Regions from separate parts of the Homo sapiens genome. Here region 1 is linked to region 2. A link is an interaction called in ENCODE POLR2A ChIA-PET data of the cell type or tissue named here. Cell type or tissue: IMR-90. All regions are shown on one strand. Region 1 overlaps TEAD1 (TEA domain transcription factor 1). Region 2 overlaps MICAL2 (microtubule associated monooxygenase, calponin and LIM domain containing 2).

Evidence for each region. Peaks named below come from ENCODE experiments on the same cell type or tissue, not always from the same donor. Only the 100,000 strongest peaks of a DNase experiment are listed, where the experiment ranks them.
Region 1: POLR2A ChIA-PET joins it to region 2 with 7 read pairs; 1 of 35 experiments calls an interaction of 5 or more read pairs at or near these places.

The regions. Positions count from the first base shown.
Region 1 is chr11:12,786,538-12,789,037 of GRCh38, reverse strand. The region is part of intron 3 of TEAD1 (TEA domain transcription factor 1); the gene reads right to left. Among named protein-coding and RNA genes, the nearest start is that of TEAD1, 110 kb to the right of the region's middle. RefSeq lists enhancers at 345-852, 853-1,360. In IMR-90, no CTCF peak of the experiment used is centred here; a DNase peak (open chromatin) is centred at 997; H3K27ac peaks cover 349 bases.
Region 2 is chr11:12,184,820-12,187,319 of GRCh38, reverse strand. All of the region lies in intron 3 of MICAL2 (microtubule associated monooxygenase, calponin and LIM domain containing 2), which reads right to left. Among named protein-coding and RNA genes, the nearest start is that of MIR6124, 22 kb to the right of the region's middle. In IMR-90, no CTCF peak of the experiment used is centred here; a DNase peak (open chromatin) is centred at 1,179; H3K27ac peaks cover 1,479 bases.

The DNA.
Region 1 (2,500 bases), 600 kb before region 2:
TGGCTCAGGTCTATAATCCCAGCACTTTGGGAGGCCAAGGCAGGAAGATCACTTGAGGCCAGGGGCTTGAGACCAGCGTGGGCAACACAGCCAGGCCCCATCTCTAAACCCCATCTCTTAAAACAAAACAAACCCAAACCCCCAGTTAAATTGGTTTTTAATCCCTGCTTAAGAAAACAGCTAAAATCTCTAGTCTAAAAATAACTTTAAACTGAAATGCCTGCCTTTTAAATTATACACATATAGATGCATTTTAGCACACATTGCATTTTACTCAGTATTTTTTACAGGGATCACCCCTGTAATTCCATATTCTCAGTGCCCAAGGGCGTGATGTTGTACAAGACAGTCCCTTTAAAAAGTCTGCTTTGTTCTTAAATATGGACCACGTCTTACATGCTTCACAACTCTGGTGAAGTAGTACATTTTCATATTTGGAATGTGTACATTATACTTTTTTAAAGGTTTCATTTTTGCTTCTTTTCAAATGAATTTTGTGGATATACCAAAAATTTACAAATCTGTTAATAATATTACCAAAGCTAATTTACCAGTATACTAAGTCAAAAGGCTTGTCAAAGATATTTAGTAAAAGGTGGAAGATTTGGCCAGGCACGGTGGCTCATGCCTGTAATCCTAGCACTTTGGGAGGCCGAGGCGGGCGGATCACCTGAGGTCAGGAGTTCAAGACCAGCCTGGCCAACATGGTGAAACCCCGTCACTACTAAAAATACAAAATTAGGCTGGGCACGGTAGCTCTGTAGTCCCAGCTACTAGAGAGGGTGAGACAGGGGAATTGCTTGAACCCAGGAGGCGGAGGTTGCAGTGAGCCAAGGTCGCGCCACTGCACTCCAGCCTGAGTAACAGAACGAGACTCCGTCCAAAAAAAAAAAAAAAAGACAAAATTAGCTGGGCATGGTGGCGAGTGCCTGTGGTGGTCCCAGCTACTCAGGAAGCTGAAGCAGGAAAATCACCCGAACTCTGGAGGCGGAGGTTGCAGTGAGCTGAGACTGAGTCATTGCACTCCAGCCTGAGCGACAAGAGCAAAACTCCATCTCAAAAAAAAAAAAAAAAAGTGAAAGATTTATACAGTCTGAAGAGAAACCAGAGTATCATTTCAAAGATATCTAGAAAATATTTGCCACTCATTAGAATTATAGCTCTCATCATCAAAACTGGCTGACATTTAAAATAATTTTATTTACTTACAAGCCAAGATTTTATAGCCTCAGTATTTTTCTCCAAAAAACATAATTTTATGAAATTAAGTACATAAATTTATGAAATTAAATGCATATTTAGTTTTTATAATCTTAAACTATAAATGTGAAATATGTTGGCTTTAAGTTTTTAAATCAGACTGCTTTGGTAAAGTAAAGCCGAGAAAGTTCTATATTATATAGCCAGCTCACTCTTCTCTACTTTTAAAGATCAGAAAACAAAGAAATGCTTTCAAGCTCTTTAGCTCTCATGAACAATTTAAATTTAATCTGTGCAACGAAAAACAACTTCCTTCAACACCAATCAAAAAATGATGTATTTTTACCGAATTATCTTCTCAGAAGGCTCTAAAGCTCCAGGTATGTGACACCCACCACACCACTACTCTTTCTCCAAAGCTTAATAGGAACCATTAGGGAACTGTCCCTTAAACCAGGCGCATCATACAATGGTTAGCAAAAAAGAGGTAGATAACTGCAACATATCCTTCCCTTTTTTGAGTAGGAATGTATCCCTTAAATGAGGAAGAAAAAGGCAAAAAGAAATCAAAGATCCTGCAAGGTGATGCTGTGTCCAGGTGGCATGCCCTTTTATTCCAAATGGCATGCAGGTCTCAAATCCCATGGCCCACCCCTGAGGATACGGTGAGAGACCTGGGCCCAGGCTTGCTTTCAGTCTTTCACTACCCAGCAGCCGGTGATCCTTTCAAAACCTAATCAGATCACACTCCCGCTCAGAGTGAAAGCCCATATCCTTACAGAGGGCTATGAGGCTTTGCAAGATCTGAGCTCTGACCTCCATGCTGGATCCTCTTCCCTGCTGACTCCACTCAAGCCACGGAGGCCCACCAGTCCTCAAACACATGAGGCATGCCCGAGCTTTGATGTCTGTGGTGCTCTCTGCCTAGAAGACTCTTCTGCAAATGTCTGTCTGGCTTATCCCCTCAATCCCTCATCTTCTTCAGGTTTGAATCCTCCCTATCTTCCTTCCCTGCTTTATTTTCCTCTTTATCACTTCCACCACCTAACATACTTACATATCTTCCTTATTGTCTATCGCCCCCACTAGAATGTAAGCTCCATGAGTTCACCAACTCTTGTCTGTTGTTGCTCACTGCAATATCCCCAGTGCCTAGAGTGGCATCTGACATATCCTTGGCACTCAATAAGCATCTACTGAATGAAAGAGGCACTGTGAAACCATGCCCCAGAGGTAAGCAAAATCAGGCCAGTCCTTACTAAGTAGAGTTGCTATATAAAATATAACCACGGCATGGGAT
Region 2 (2,500 bases):
ACAAATAAAGCAATCTTAGAGATGTTCTCCCTTGACTATGAAACCATTTAATGAATTCATGTTTGATGTAAGGAACAAGAAACATAAAATACAGTTAAAAACCAGTCAGCTCCATGGGATTACAGAGGAGGGAAGAAGAGAAAGAAAAGATGAATGAGGGCAGGAAGAGGACAGAGGAGGACACAAAGGAAGAGGAAGAGGCAGAGCCCCACACGGGGAGAGAGCAGAGGGGACACAGGATCAGAGTCCTCGCTGGAGCCTCAGGCAGAAAGCACACCGCTGCTCTAATTCATGGAGGGAAATCCTATTCACCACTCAGGGACTACACTCAAGAATTAGCACAGTCGGGGACAGGGACACAGGCAGATCACCTTGAGAACCAGGTGTAGGAGGGCAGATGGGTACACAGCCCAGCTGCTCATGGGCCCGTGGGCCTCAGCCTCCCCATCTGGCTTCAGGAAGAGACAGCTCTGTATCCTCTGAGCTGGCAGCATCTGAAGGGGACCTCCCTGCCGCTGATGTCTGGGGTCCCCACCACCTGTGCTGGGCACCCTTGAATGGCCCAATATGTTCAGAGTCAACTCAGCTCCCACTCTCTGCACTCCCAGTAGGCTCTTGAGCCCGTAAGAGGCAAACCTTCCCTGGGTCCATCTCTCCTATTGTCCTTGTTTTGCAGCTGGGTAAACTGAGGCCCAGAGACTGGAAGCCTGCCTGTGTTATTTCCACTATACTACAGGCAAAATGAAGAGACCATGCATCTTTAAAAAAAAAATCTTTTTTTAAAAATTGTCTAGGCGCCCTCAAATCGTGGGATAAATAATCTTAAAGGGGAAGGTCACATATAGTATTTATATACACATACAGTGCATGTGGAAAGGGCTTTGTAAATTATGATGCCTTTTACAAATGATAGTTGTCATTAAATTTACTCTAAACAGAGAACTCACTGTCCTCTACACAAGTTTATGGACCTACTTTTAAAGGGTCTAAGGCCCACTTTGAACTTTGAGAGTTCCTTCTAGCCTGTTATTCAGTCAAACCAAAAAAAGAAAAAAAAAGAAAAAAACTCCCCCAAGCCATGTCTAACCTTTGCTTCATTCCTATTCCTGCGTAGGCAAGATCTTGTTTGTTTTCCAAAACCCACTTCTTAAGCACTGGAGAGCTCTCAGCCACTTCCCACAAGTTTCCAGCAAAAGTGCAGGCGCCAGTTAATCCTGTAACGGAAGACCTCCCCCTGCAGCTGGCAAGAGGGCTGTCATCTCCCTGCCTAAGTGGAGAGGAAATGCTCGCCAGTGCCCAGAGCTGGGGCTCCATCAGAGCTACTGGGCCAACCCTCTAGTTCCATGACTCCTTTGCTGAGCACCTGCTATGTGCCTGGGAAGCACATCATATGTAGCAAAGAGAGTTTCAAAGCCTCGGCAGTATTTTGAAAACATGATCGCAGGCTGGCGTTGGGATTCAATTTGAAGCAGTTTATAGGAAGCATGACAGAGTACAAAAGGGTCACTTTGGCTTCCTCCAGGCCTCCAGAGATCCTGGATCTTCTTTTTTACACACTGTATATGGGTTTGGACGTCTTTATTGCCTCTGCTGGGAGAGCTGAGCAGTGCGGAGTACCGTACAAAGAACACTAAGAACTAGGGCTGAACAGAGAACTAAGAATTAAACACTGAAATTCTCCTCCCCTTTAGGTACCTGGTCTCCTCCAGCCACAGTCTGCTCATCCATGAAATGGTAACAGTAACACCTAACACACATCAGAGACTTGCTAGGAAGCTCAGTTTCCAGCCCCAGGCAATACAGCAAGTGACGGCTTTGAGATGGGTAGATCCTGTCATGGGGATGGGAAGGAAGCACGAGTGGCTTGGATCAAGATGAAAGGATATAAGGAGAGAAGCTTATCTTCTTTGTGGGAAGGCATGATGGAATGGCCAATGTGTATACGTCTTCACAATTCCCTCTAGCACTGAACAACAGTAATGGTTTTTATCCCAGCAGTGCTTATTGAGTGCTTACTGCTTTACCTCCAGCATCTAGAAGAGTGCAGTCATGACTCCACCCATTCATCCACCCATCTACTTACCCACCCATCCAACCATCCATCCTGCCACCCACCCATCCCCCCACCCATCCATCCATCCAGCCACCCACCCATTCATCCACACACCCACCCATCCATCCCCCCACCCACCCACCCACCCACCCACCCACCCACCTATCCATCCCCCCACCCATCCAGTCAGCCTTGCTGAATGAAAGCTAACTGCTATTCTAGGTCTTCTACAAACACCTCATTTGAACAGGAAGAATCTTGGAGAGGGCAGATGGGGACACCCTCCTTGGGCCATCGGCCTTTTCCTAACTCACTAGGCTACATGAAGCCTTGCTTCCTCCCCTCCTGCTATGCAAACTTACAAGGCAGATGATTCAGGAGGCCTGGCTAACTAGAGAGATTCTGAGCACAAGGCAGCTGAGCTGACAGTTCCTTTGAGCAATCTGT